Regions from separate parts of the Homo sapiens genome. Here all the other regions are linked to region 1. The links are chromatin loops, found by intact Hi-C in ENCODE. Cell type or tissue: IMR-90. All regions are shown on one strand.

Region 1 (5,000 bases):
TTTCAAATAAACCTCTAGTGACATAGATTAAGATCTATTTCACCTTGCTAAACACCTTTTAAAATAACCTGTTGGCTGGGCGCGGTGGCTCATGCCTGTAATCCCAGCACTTTGGGGGGCCGAGGCAGGTGGATCACCTGAGGTCAGGAGTTTGAGACCAGCCTGGCCAACATGGTGAAACCCCATCTCTACTAAAAAGTACAAAAATTAGTTGGGTGTGGTGGCAGATGCATGTAATCCCAGCTACTCAGGTGGCTGAGACAGGAGAATTGCTTGAACCTGGGAGGCGGAGGTTGCAGTGAGATCGCGTCACTGCACTCCAGCCTGGGCGACAAGAGTGAGACAATTCTTAAAAAAAAAGAAAAAAAAAAGAACCTGTTGAAGTCTGAAAAACTCAGCCAATTAGTTATTAATAACTGAAGTAAATGATTTGTCTGACATTAAACAAGTGTAACTGTTGTTTTCGCTAAGGTTTGTTGAATTTTGAAGTATATCTCCATAAATACCCAAATTGTTTCTCCTTTATGCAATGTGTGAGTACACTAATAAATATACTTTTTTTACGTGAATACAAAAACTAGATAATAACTTCAAACTGGATTCATTCAAGAAATGGCAGAAGAGCATTACTTTTGCCTGGGAGTAAGGATTTTTCCACTGGCCACCTAAGATCTCTGGGCAGCCTTTTGGTGATAGGGTCAGTGCTGCCAGTGCAATGTTTGCCTATCACTTTTTCTCTGTGTACTATACCTGGGTATTTACTGATAGGCTGGAGTACTTCAGGAAGGAAGAACCAGAAATAGCAGGGTAAGAAGTGAATACCTCATGCAGCCCGAGGCATCAGCTGAAGCAGCTTTGGCCATCAGTAGGGTGACAGATCACCCTCCTGTTCAACTTCCTTTTAACCTTGAAAACTCAGGCTAAATATCACCAGTCATAGGATCTCTTCATAGTCCAGCAGTCATCACCTCTGTTTTTATGTACTTTTTAAATTACTCTAAATATCCTTTTATTCCAGCAATTAATCACATTTCCTTAGAATTATTTGTGTACAGCTGGGCACGGTGGCTCATGCCTGTAATCTCAGCACTTTGGGAGGCCGAGGCGGGTGGATCACGAGGTCAGGAGTTCAAGACCAGCCTGACTAAGGTTGTGAAACCCTGTCTCTACTAAAACTACAAAAATTAGCCAGGTGCGGTGACAGATGCCTGTAATCCCAGCTACTCGGGAGGCTGAGGCAGGAGAACCGCTTGAACCCAGGTGACACAGGTTGCAGTGAGCCAAGATGGTGCCACTGCACTCCAGCCTGGGCAACAGAGTGAGGCTCCATTTCAAAAAAAAAAATCAGAATTATTTGTGTACATCTCCATCTCCCACATCAGACCATGGGCACCTCAGGACAGTGACTTCTCCTTCTTGGACCTGGGAAGTGTCCCTAATTACTACTGAACAAATGGGAGGCCAGCCACATGGCTAACACACTCCGAAGGGCATGAAGAAGAGAACGTGCAAAAGCACGCTGCTACCTGATTATATGTGGTAGGTCCTCAGTTACAACTTTCCCTACTCTTCAATTGCATTTTCTAAAATCAGCAATACAGATACTTATAATTTTCTGAACATACCATGTTATTTCATGCATCTCTCTGCTTTACAATTTTCAAGCTTACACACACATCCATCTTACAGAGGGGAGTGCTGACAAAAACCCTACCACTTGTGTTTTTTGTTTGTTTGTTTTGTTTTGAGACAGGGTCTCACTCTGTCACCCACGCTGGAGTGCAGTGACACAATCTTGGCTCACTGCAACCTCCGCCTTCTGGATTCAAGTGATTCCCGTGCCTCAGCCTTTCAAGTAGCTGGGATTACAGGTGCGCACCACCACGCCTGGCTTTTTTTAAAATTTTTTTGTATTTTTTGTAGAGACGGGGTTTCACCGTGTTGGCCAGGCTGGTCTTGAACTCCTGACCTCAAATGATCCACCCGCCTCAGCCTCCCAAAGTGCTGAGATTACAGGCCTGAGCCACCATGCCTGGCTCCTACCATTTTTTAAAGTCTCAGTTCATATATGATCTTTCCCCAAGAAAATCTGACATCAGTCCCCACTCTCCTCCCAAGGTTGAACTAGATGTCCCTCCTTTGTGCACTCACAATCTCCTTTAATTTACTGACCAGTTTAATCCATATTCTGGGTTTCTTTGAGAGAAAACAATGACTGATGCCCACAGTGAACTCAATGTTCTTCAACAGGAGGATGCACTGAAATGCCCAGACACTTCTTCACCTAAGCTGCGTGTTTGCTGGGATCCATTGTTTGTTCTCAAACCTATTTCTGCCAGTCGTACTTGTTAGTTTAATTAAGTAATTTAACTAGATGTCACTTGAGTGAATAGCACATGAGTGAAAGAGTTGTGTTTTCTATGAAAACAGATGGATGCTTTGGAAAGATAAGATGCTAGAAATCGTACTTTTGAATGAGCCATAGGCAAAACTACAGACAGGATAGGGGAGGGGTATGTAGTAATCTTGAAAGAATCTCCTTTCAGATTTTTTTAAGTGCCCTTAATTTCTAACTTCACTTTATAAAATTCCAACCTGGAAATTGTTGAAGATGCCTAATGAAAGTAGTTTATGAAGTTCCTATCAGTAGACTCATGTCACAATTAGAAGCCTTTGGCCCCATATCAAAAGATTAGTGACGTGTATGTGTTAAGTCAAAATAAAATGTCTAAGGCATGCACGTATCATCTTTACCTGTTCAACCAATTATGTATTGAAGTGATGGGGAACCAGTGGGCGGCAGGAAGGGAGTCGGGTATCTTTCTCTTTCAATAGATTGTGAGTTTCTTGAAGACAGGGACCACATCTTGCTCATCTAAGTAGTACCTGTGCCTGAGAAAAGTGTTCAGATCCTCAAAGATTTTCACTAAGTGCTCTTCACCCAGTGGAATGCTGCACTTATTTTTGTTTAGGGGGTTTCAGGTCTTGTTCAGCATTTATGCATTACAACCACGAGGGGGCAATATAGTCACATTCCTTGTAATGACCACCCAGTGGTGTTGCCTCCACGTTAGAGCCCCTAATATGATGAGCCCCCCTAAAATGCATTGGAGAAACTGTGGCATAAACATCTCACCAACACTGGCATTCTTTGTATATCCTTCTCCTGTTTATTTGGAGGAGTTGACTGATTCTATCTTTTCTAAACAATATAAGGATCAACTAGCAATCACCATTTTATTAAGTTATGCAAGTGCAGACAGCTTCTGGAAGGAAGAAATGAAAATGAGATGGTGGAGAAGGGGTGGTACAGGGGAAACCTTCATGTAAATGTTATCAGTAGTATCAGGGATGATCAATTGGCACAATGTTATCTATGGTGTTTTTCAGGGAAGTCTTGGAGGGAACACTACTGAAGAAGTTACAGATTCTGTGTCTATATGAAGCAGAAGACCTCAATCCTTCCTCTGTCCCCTGAATGAGTCTTCTCCCAGTTCCTATATGTCCGAATCATAGGCTCCGAAAATTAAGTTTCTCGTTGCTCATATCTTTTCAGAAGGAATGTCCTCTCCTAAGAGCAAGAGGGTAGTGAGATGAAAAAGAAATCTATTGCCTTTAAAAGGAAAGACCCTGAGAAAATAAAAAAAGAGTGTTTTGCTTTTTAGTAAACTGCTGTGCTGAATCACGACTAAATTGGTGATCTGTGACATCAAAGGGTCATAAACAGCCTAGCTTGAGTCCAAAAGAACTGAGGCCTCCATTTTCACAGTAAAAGAATGCCTATTCCAAAATAATTTTTGAGAATGAATGAAATCTAAAACAAGATAAGCAGTCCTGTTTACAGTTATCATGGGGTATTGAAATAGTTGGCGTGGAAGTTGGGTGACTCAGTGGGCAGGACATTTGGGGTCAGAGCACTTGGGAAGTCAGGCTGACCTGCGTTAAAGCCTCAGCTCTGCTCCTAACTAGTGACTACGGTCAGATGCCCTCCCTTCCCTAAGCGCCAGTTTTACATTGCTCATATGTAAAATACAGGAATGGGGAAATTGGACAAATGATCTCACAACCTCTCCCAGATCTAAACAATCATATATTTCTTTTCCAGGAAGTAGCTTACGTATTTGTCCTTAACTTCCTGTTTCAAGAAGACAGCTTTTTGTTTTTAGATGCAATATAAAAACAAAATAACAATCACGCAAATTGCTATTTTTCTTTTTTTTTTTTTGAGATGGAGTTTCACTCTTGTTACTCAGGCTGGAGTGCAATGGCGCAATCTCGGCTCACTGCAATCTCTGCCTCCCGGGTTCAAGCGATTCTCCTGCCTCAGCCTCCCAAGTAGCCGGGATTACAGGCATATGCCATCACATCTGGCTAATTTTGTATTTTTATTAGAGACAGGGTTTCATCATGTTGGTCAGTCTAGTCTCGAACTCCTGATACCAGGTGATCTGACTGCCTCGGCCTCCCAAAGTGCTGGGATTACAGGCATGAGCCACCGTGCCAGGCCGCAAATTGCTATTTTTCAATTCACATTTACTTTACCTTTTCTTAGGGCAAGATCTGGCAGAGTCTAAGATATGGTGGAAACTAATATAAAAGGATTTTTCCAATGAAATAAGAATAGGATGTTGCTATTTAAACTTCATATACATTTAAAATGTGCTAGTTTGTATGCAGAACAGAAACTCAAACTCAGTATTTGCCCCTAGCTGCTTACATTGGAAGGCAGTGGTGGCAGTTTACTCAAAATGAGTAAGAAAATAAATCAGCTTACAACTCTAGACTGTACAGACATGCAGGCTGCCTTTTACGTTTCTGACTCCTGATTTATTTTTCTTTCCCACCTTCCCACGGCGAAGGGCAGTCAATGAATACTCAGATCAAGTGTCTGTCTGGAAAGCTGGCAGTCTTCCAGAAATACAATTAGGTATGAAAGAAAAGTCCCATCCCTCACCTCCATAGAATATTACTCCAACTCTTTCACAGCAGGAACACTAGAG
Region 2 (5,000 bases), 67 kb after region 1:
CAGATAATTCTTTATTTCATTTCAAAAATCAGAGGCAATCTACACAACAAAATGGAACTGCCTCACTCCCCCAGTAGAAGGGAGTAGGGGCTTGGGCTCCCTTTCACCTGGAGAGCAGCCTGGAGGGTATCAGGAGGAAGCCATTTGAAACGCAGCAACAGAGGCTCCTGACAGTGCCTCACCTGATGGCGTTTGGACTGAGGAGACAGAGTTAAATTGTAAAAAGTGATTTATTTCTATGTCAGAATGTTGGGCAAGATATCATTTATATAGATATCATTTAATTGTAACCAATTCATGAAGGTTTGAGTCACTGCCATTGAAAATTTGAAATGATCTCCACAGCCACAGACATGTGCCCACTTTTGTCTTCCTTCAAACCATTGCAAATTTCTTGATTACCTACAATCTGAAAGCAACATTGTTTTTATTCTGACCATGTCTCCTAAAAATATTTTGTTGGTTTTAATTTTCTCAAAGGTTTATATTTTCCCCTAAATTTAAAAATAAAATAGTTCTGTCTACTCAGTCCAAAAGCCAAAAAAAAACCCCAAAACAAAAACCAAATCACTTGTTAGAGTATATGATAATTGTGTAGTATGAGTCACTCCATATTATTACTCAAGAATCTACTTTTATATCAGTGTATCATATCACTTTATTTCTCACTAGAAGTATAGTTCCAGGGTTGTCACAGACCCTTTGATCATAAATGTCACATTTAAATTTAAAAATGCAACCTCAAGCTTGTGTTGACTGATGGCATCCAAGTAGGATCAAGACAGGGGAGCCTTGTGAGACTCCATCATTTAATGGCTATTCTTCCGCAGCTCTGACTTTCCAAGGGAGGGTGTGAGAGTACTCTGCATATATCACCAGCACTTATTGAGCACCAATTGTGTTCTGACACTGGAGTTTGACATAGATTATTACATTTAATCAGGATAATACCACTGTGAAGATATTTTGTCCACTTGAGAAAATATGTATTAGAAAGGTTAAATAACTTATTTGAAGCCTAGACTTAAATCCAGGTTGTCCTGGATCTAATGTTGGTGCTTGTTCTGCTGAGCATATTTTCATGTCCTCTAACCATGTGAGATTCTAGGATGTTCTAGGGCAGTTTGCTTCTATACTTGCTCCCAAAGCCTAGTTTGGAAACTATTCTACAGTGGTTGTGAGATCACATGTTTGCAAGAGAAAACTTCTTGGTGAAGCTGGAGGGGACATTAACATATGTTATAATTATTTTAAAACAGATATCTCTTCCCAGTGGATGGAAAAATAAATAAATAAAAAATTAGAAAACCAGATAAACATCTGAACAATGCTTTTGGATTGTATTGAACAACATTCCATACAAGTTCTGATTTCACCAGCTTTTTGCTATTATATACTCTCTATTTTTAAAAATAGCATGACAAAGCTAGTATATTTGTATGTTGTATATGTGAAGTGTCATAATAGGAATTTGTTCTTTGACATTGTTGCTGTAAGATTCGTTTGGTGGAGAGCTGAAAATGTTTCTTAATTGTGTTTATATTTCCCTAGGCATGGCCCTTCCTGGTATGTACTTTAACTTTCCAAGTAGCTAAATTATTATAATTATATATGTTAAATTAACTGGAAATGGTTAAGAACATAACTAAAAGAAAATCTACATTAACCAGTTGGAATCGCTATTAGTTCATGATCCAACCAGCTATAGTAGAATAACACTGTATTTTTCTTTAGACTGGAGTCCAAACAACAGGAAATTTCCCAACCAGATGTAGCTATTGTGTATGATGTAGCATTTGGCTGACAAAAGTAAACTTGTTTCTAAATTATCATTGTACATTTTGTTCCTGAGTCTTTTACATTTATGATCCTCTTCCAATGACTGTTGGTCCTCATTTAGTTTCACAAAGCTGGAAATTTTTTTTCCTACAGTGTTTATAAAAGATTTTAAGTTGATGAAGAATAAATCGATTTAAACTGAATGTACCTGGTTGGATTGTGTATGATTGTACTTCATTTGTTTGCAATGTATGATTATGCATGAACTTAATTTCAAGCCATTATGGTTGCTTGTTATGGAACTGGGAGTAAATATACATTTGCTGTGACTGTAAACTTCTGCATTGTACAAGAATGAAAAGGTAGAATTCTGAATATGTCATCTATCTTTGGTGTTGCTTTCATCATTGTTGTTTTTCCTTTAAAAAGCCCAGTTAAGCAATAAAAAGTAATTTAGGTTTTGCACAGAAACAGTCCCAAACAACCATGAAGCAGATCTATAAGGCTAACACAGAAGGCTTGAAAATTATTGAAAGCAAAAGAAAAATCATTCCATTGAACAATAAGCTATCTCTTGGACTTACTGTGGTTAAAGAACCACAATATTCTTTTTCAAAATAAGATATACCACAATAAAATAATCAAGGCAGTGCCCACCAGAGCCAAATGAAGCACATGAAGGAAAAGGCTGAAAACTCAAGTCAGGGTTGAAAGTCATGGGTGATGTTTCAGCACAGTTCAAGTATTACATCTTAGTAATAGTTGGATACGTTTATATATTAGAAAGGTTGATAAAGATGATAGGGAAACTACAGTAAATCTGTGTATACACATGTAGTGTTGTAGCTACAGGCTTATAAGATCAGTTGGCATTATTACTTGGCAGAACTCCTTTCTATAACATCCCACAGATTCACTTCCTTATTGAGACAACCTGCCAGAGTGTTATTTAGTCATTTCAGATTTTCACTCAAGGCCAAGATGAAGGTAGATTAGAGGCTAAATTGGTCAGGAATCTAGTGGACAAGAGGAGGTGGCTGCAACAGTGAAACATCCCTTGGATTTCAAGTCAGAATACTTGATGGAAGGCAACGTTACAGACGTGTTGCAGGCAGCGCTAGGTTCTTTCAGCACCCTGCTCCACATTTTGCTTTGCATTTTGCTTTATTTCGGCCAAGTCATTCTTTATAAGCAGAGGCAAATATCATGGTCTTCCTTTCAGCAATGTGGTCAGTAAGCAATCCACAGAAAGCATGATTTCTAGTGACAACGACAGCATTTCTGAAGGGGTTATTCTTTGTTAGCCTCTCTCCCTTTTCCTCAACTAGACTATGCAGTGGATTTAATCATCTTCCATCAGCAACCTCCATTAACATAGTGCTTTACAGTTTGCCCCCTGCAGCAACCCATGGAGATACATGTCATTTATTAGCCCATTTTTCCAGTGAGGAAACTGAGTTTAGAAAAGTTGAATGACACACATAGTAAAAGGGAGAACTGCTGCCTTTGAATTTAGTGTTCTCTGCAAAGGACTTAGCTGCTCTAATTGCCCGAGAACGTTGAAACAAAGAGTTATTTGAATGACACACCATTACTTTCTGTATGTACACAGTATCTAGTTTGTGGTTTATAAAGGGTCTCAAAGTATATTGCAGGATTTTATGATAGACCGGATTTGTTTATTGCCGGCAGTTGCTGTCTATTTCCGGTGACATTCTTTAGGTTCTAGTAACCTTTGGAGAGTGTTTAAAAGGTGCAAAGTGATATGCCTGGAAAGTTTAGTTTCATAACTACTAGGGGGAGTCTTATGCCCCGAAGGAATAGAACTCTAATCTTTAACTCTGTCAGAGGCCTTCTAAATGTTGCATTGAAAAGTTAGGTTTAAATGGCTTCATTAATCATGGCACATTCCCTCAGGTCCATAAATAACTGCATTTGCTTCCTCTGGAGTTAAATGTTTTCTTTATTCACCTTCCTTTCATTCTCTTCTGAATCTTGAACTTGAGAACTCTCACAAAATTGTCCCTAATATTATTTTGTGTTATACGCTTAACCATGAGCCCTCATTTTCTCATCTGTGAGTATAATTGAGAGAATAGCCTATTTGTGAGGGCATCATTGTAGGAGGAACACCGTTTTGTACATTTTTTTACATTATCTAGAATCATAGAGAAATGAGATGTTTTTAGAAAGCCAAATTTTATCCCTTTAAGCCCCAGACTGAAAACCAACTACACATTAACTATCTTATTTAGAAACATTTCAAAATAGTCTTACTAAAAAAAAAAAAGTATTCACTCAAAAAAAAAGAGAATATGTTCAATATAAAGGAACTTTTAAAAATGACTCTGTCATTATTAGTTTTACCAGTTATTAAACTGGGCACTAATGTAATGGTGCCCTGAAGATGGGGAGACCTGTGGGATTGTTGGCTCCCACACTAAAGAACCCCCATAACTCTGTATTTCAGTTTCAGTGTTAGAACCTTGTATAGTCAGGGTTCTCCAGAGAAACAGAACAAACAGGATGCATATCTGTGTGTCTATCTATATACAGATATGCATCTCTCTATATAGACATAGATATAAAATATATGTAACATATTTAAATAAATTTATATATATGCATGTACATATATTAATTTATACATATATTAATTATATATATACATTATTTTAATAAATTATTTATTATTATGGAGCCTTATCTCTCTATGTATTATACATTGATATCTATATATAACATATAGATATTATATCTGAATTATATAATATTTCTGATATATATCTGAATAGATAACAATATATCTGTATGTTACATATGGATATCTATGTATTATATATAGGTATACAATAAATCTCTGTCTATACACACACACACACACACACATACACACATAGAAAGAGAGAGATTTATTTTAAGGAATTGGTTCGTGTGATTGTGGAATCTGGCAAGTCCGAAAACTGGGAGGCTGGGGACCCCGAGAAGACCTGCGGTTCAAGTCCACAGGCGGTCTGCTGGCATAATTCTCTCCTTTTCTGGGGAGAAGAGTCTTTTGTCTAATTAGGCCTTTGACTGATTGGATGAGGCCCACTCACATTCTGGAGGGTACTCTACTTTACTCAAAGTCTACTGATTTAAATGTTAATCCCATCTAAAAAGTACCTCTACAGAAACATCTAGAATAATGTTTGACTAAATATCTGAGTACTGTGGCCTAG
Region 3 (5,000 bases), 900 kb after region 1:
AGGATAAAAGGAATTTGTTTTCCTTTGGTAACTGATTTTTTTTCCTTCAATGTAACTTATGTAGATATTAGGTGATGGAATAGTTGAGGCCACAGAAGAGTACAAATTGAGGGAATCTAATTTTCTCCTATTTGTCTGCAATATTTAATCAAGTACAACGGGGATTTTGTCATTCAATTAATAATTCATTCATTTAAGAAATATTTACTTGGGGAAGTACAAAGTGGTAGAGATAGAGAAAGACTCAAGAAACTCAAATTCAGTGGTTGAAAAAGACAAATAAACTAACCATTTTTTAAAATCCAATTGGATCCTGGTTTGAATATAAGCCTTTTTGTTTCCTCCCCCAAAATCTAATGTATTCAGCAAAGGTGTAAATGTGTTAACTAAGGTGTTTATAAACAACAATAAAATATTTCTCTCTCACTCACCCACATTAACATTTTATAAACACATTTTCTGATATCTACATCCTATGAATTTGTGTTTAACTAATTCACACTTCAAACAGCAATTACACACACACATATGCCTGCCTCTTCAGAGAATCATTTTAGATTGGATTTAGATTGAGAAGGGATCTTAGAGATCTAGGGTTCAATGGTCTCATTTTACAGAGGAGAAAGATGAAGTCCAGATAGATTGGCATTTGCCCGAGGTAACCATTTAGAGGCTGATATTTAGGATTCTATATAGAACTATAATTATTCTGATTCAATTTTATAGTTTGTTCAGTTTTTCCAAAGAAAATACACACCCGCAAATTCCCCTTTCTCAAATCAGGAACTCTTGCTATATTAAACCCAGAAGGCATGGCTCATCAAGTGAACCACATGGATCAGCTGTCCACCTCCTTAACTGCGCCGTCTCTTCTTCGTGCCTGATGTCCCCAGGCCACCCAGGCCAAGATATAGAAGAAAAGCCAAAAAACTACTTTACTGAAGCCAGCATAGGTTTTCAAAATTTGCCTCATATGTCTAAAGTTAAAATATCAAAACAAACCTCTTATTAAAAATCAAAATGGTCAATTTTATCTAAAATTTTTTAATATTTTCAAAAGTCTAAAGAAAGAAACCACTGCTTCCCCCTTTAAAAAGAATTCTGCTTTCAGCTGATACAGAAAAATCAACTAATGTGGATGGCAAGATCTGAGAACTATTTAGGGAACTTCGGCCTGTCCATGGACTAATAGTCACACTTATTTATGAAAATGCGTATTTCTGTATTTTTAACTTGTTAATGACATCATTGGGCATATGGATTTGAATTGGTGCTCAAGTGAAAACTTCTACTGCTCCTACTTTGGAGTTTGTGCTCAAATGAAAACATCTAGTGCTTGTGATCATAATACACATGAATTTTTCAAAAAATCTTTAAAATATTTTAGAATTGGAAGAGACTGGAGAAAATGACTGGTTGCAAAAAAAAAAAGAAGAAGAACACAAGCTTTGTAGTCAGTATTTTGGCTCTTCTGGTGGGTAGTTTTGCAGGGTTAGAAGGTCACTTTTATCTCTCCCATCTTGCTCTATATGGTGGGGATAATAACAACGCTGGGTTGTTTTAAGAATTGTTACCAACCAGTAAAATATCTAGCACATAATGGGTACTCATAAGTTGGAGCTATTGTTATTTACTCTAGTTCTAAATTCCCATCTGACGATGTGTTTGAAGAAAGTGCAGCAGCAAGGGAATGAAAACGAACTAAAGTTTGTTTCTTAGCAATTGAGTGCCAGGCACATAACGAACACAAGTCAAATGGCAGCAGCAGTTTCTTTCATTGACCACTTAGCATATGCCAGCAATTTACTAGATGCTTTAACACATTATCTTATTTATTAATCTTCCCAAATGCCCTCATGAGGTAGGACTTATCACTTCATTACACAGAAGAGGAATCAGAGACTCAGAGAGATCAAGTAACTGTCCCCAAGGTCACACAGCTAACAAGCAGCAGAGCCAGAACTGGTAAGAAAGGCAGAAGAAATGAGCAGAGGCTGCCCTAAAGCCAACCTGTAAACAAAGCAGGGAAGCTCAGAAGCAACTAGAAGATAAGTGCAACAGACATGTCTTCCCACTGTGAGCTCCTTAAGAACTAGGCTAGGTCTCATTAAAGGATGGAAGCCCAGACTCTGGGACAATTCCAGGAACACAGTGAGTGCTGAACAGATGTATGTGTATTATAATAAATTGGAATGCAATAAGCATTTGGGCAATAAGGAATCACATTTGCTCTAAGCAAAGTGTTTGCGATAACAGCAAATGTAAAAGGTAGAAGAGTAGTAAGGATATTCATGCTTAAGGACAACAGTTACTGATTAAAATATTTTATAAATCTATTGTCTGATAATGACAATTGTGTTCACAGATTTTTCCTCAATTATATTATTATATAAAGATTTCAATCACTGAGTGCTATCATCTTAAAATGTGAAGGACTATGATGAGGATACATACACACTATACACACAGACACACATATACACACACATATATAGGGAATAGCTTAAAATGTATTCTATTGTATATGCTATATGGAAAAAATCTACATGAAAGAAAATTCTCTATGAACGTTGTAAAAATAACCCAACAGCTTAGTTTTCTTTCATTCAAATAATACCTATGACTTAAAGTCATGATAAAAATCAATTCACAATTTATTAAGTTAGATATGTGCAACTACATTTATACAAATAAAACCTCGGTAATTTGATAGCTTACTATTTTAGGGGGAATAGGGACTATTATGAAAACAAAGAGAACCTTAGTCTATCAGAATTTTCAAAAAGACAAACAAAAACATGGGTCAAACTAAAATTCTCCATAGGAACAACCTACATACAGACACATCCAGTGACTAAATTGTGTTTATGTATTTCTTAAGCAATGGATGGAGTTCATTTTGACAATTTGTTTACTAAGAATTGCACCAGAAAACTGCCTATTCATTTTCTTTCTGTTTGGCAAACAAAGCATGACACATAGCAATATAAAAGAAAAATATAATCCTGGGATGCATTTGCAATCATCACAGAGAACTGCCCTAAATTGTCTTAAGCCTGTGGCATTGGCTTTCAGAAGAACATTTAAACACTGCCACATGCTGTTCATCTGTGTGTCCTGCAGTCTGAGAGTTCCAGGTCCCCACTTGGCCTCAATAGAAGGTTGAATCACAAGTACTGTCAGGCTTATAAAGCTCTTAACTTCTCAAAACCACCAAATGGTCTTGAAAAAGAGAAGTATAACAATCTTAAGAATCTAATGGTAATCTCTCATTAAGATTTTATATAGTACACAATTGTAGTCATGACAAAGCACAGTCTCCATGAGCACACTGCTTCCTAGTAAAGGAGCAGAGACCCTACCATTAAGATTTTATATATAATGCACTAAATTTACTAATGTGTTTGAATTTTTTCTTTTATGAATTTCGTAACATTCCGTCTTTATTAATGCTAATTCTACATTGTACCACATAGAAGCCTGGTTCTTTAAATATATTAGTTCAAGTCTACCTCTATGTACGCTAAAGAAACATATACCCACCTCGTCTAAAAACTAGAAAAACATCCAGATGCCTATAATATACTTCAAGGTAGAAATCATGCTTTATTCAGTTTTGTCTTTTCTGTGACTGGTAAGAGAAGAGATCCTAAGAAAATATTTATTGAAAAAATAAATGGATACATAAATGTTTTAAGCAGAGTTCACAATTTCTAAAGAATGAACACCACATCCTGAAAGAAACTACCATTTACTTTTAGTTTCCTTTTTTTATAAAAATATATATGGAAAGATTCAAAATTAGTTGTCAGTTTTACATACTTCGCCCACAATGAGCAACATCACCAACCAAAAGAAAAAAGGCACTGAATCATTGTTGAAATCATTGTTGATTTTAATTAGTTTGATCCAAAAAAAAAAAGCTGAACTTGGGCATGTTATTCTATGTTCTTATTTGAAGTCCTTAATTTTAACATTTGTTGTATAAAACATTCCAATTGAAAACATATAAATAGTAAATGGAAAAAATCTTACATGTATGCAGCGTAAATAGCATTAACTAACTTTTTGATTCATTTATTCATTCACTCAAATATTTAAAGTATGTAATGTGCTTAGAGAAGATCAAGTCGTGGAGGGGAAAAATATTGACTGATTGCAGTTTAAACTTATGATCACTAATTTGAATTGAGTCTTAGTGCTGCCTAGCTATCCTACTATATTCTACTCAATTCACCCCCACTACATGACCACAGAACACTTCCCCTCTCTCTACAAATCTTCAACGTCTTCAGCCCCTCTTCAATCTCAGCTGATGATCTTGCTTCTTGTTTCTCTGGGAAAACAAATCAAGCAGAAGAGGACTTCCACAGGCCCTCACCTCCAAAAGTATCATCTATCTGTGTTGATGTGCTCTGCCCTCCTTTGTGTATTATTTTGGGAGAACTGTCTGGTTCCCATCTGAGGCCCATCCTCTGTCTCTTATTCAAGACCATGACTTCTGTAACTGTTCAATCTTGCTCCTACATAATCAATTTTCCCCTTTCTACTAGATTGTTTCCATCAGCACCTAAACATATTATAATGTATCCTATCTTAAAAATACAATACAATACAATAAAAACTTGATCCAACCTCATCTTCTAACAGCCTAATTATTTGCCCTGCTTCACAGAAAAGCTCATCTAAAAAATTGTCTATTCCGTGCCATTCTCAATAGGAGTGATATCACTCCAGAAGGTCAAAAATTAATTCTTTCAGGCAAAAATTACTTGCTCTTTGTATATGTAAGGCATAGATATATATATACAATACATAACAAAAGTATACCTGTGATACTGGAATTTCATGGAGAGGGGAGGATTAGAAAAAAATGTCTAAGAAAGCTCTTTAAGGAGGTGATCATGAAAAAGTGAGAAACACTGGTCTAAACACACTGTCTCGGTGTCCTCCCTTCCCATTTGTTTCTTGAGCCTTCTCCAATCTGGCTTTCATTCCCA

Evidence for each region. Peaks named below come from ENCODE experiments on the same cell type or tissue, not always from the same donor. Only the 100,000 strongest peaks of a DNase experiment are listed, where the experiment ranks them.
Region 2: a loop joins it to region 1, with 2.6 times the contacts of the local background. A loop is called at or near these places in 84 of 110 quality-filtered maps.
Region 3: a loop joins it to region 1, with 8 times the contacts of the local background. A loop is called at or near these places in 17 of 110 quality-filtered maps.

The regions. Positions count from the first base shown.
Region 1 is chr10:87,653,639-87,658,638 of GRCh38, forward strand. No RefSeq gene overlaps it. Among named protein-coding and RNA genes, the nearest start is that of PAPSS2, 3.7 kb to the right of the region's middle. In IMR-90, a CTCF peak has its summit at 3,017 (motif pointing right); a DNase peak (open chromatin) is centred at 3,903; H3K27ac peaks cover 1,107 bases.
Region 2 is chr10:87,720,205-87,725,204 of GRCh38, forward strand. PAPSS2 (3'-phosphoadenosine 5'-phosphosulfate synthase 2) reads left to right here. Exons shown (of 13, transcript NM_001015880.2): 8 at 1,552-1,566. Among named protein-coding and RNA genes, the nearest start is that of PAPSS2, 63 kb to the left of the region's middle. In IMR-90, no CTCF peak of the experiment used is centred here; no DNase peak of the experiment used is centred here.
Region 3 is chr10:88,550,264-88,555,263 of GRCh38, forward strand. The region is part of intron 4 of RNLS (renalase, FAD dependent amine oxidase); the gene reads right to left. Among named protein-coding and RNA genes, the nearest start is that of RNLS, 31 kb to the right of the region's middle. In IMR-90, a CTCF peak has its summit at 3,107; a DNase peak (open chromatin) is centred at 3,108.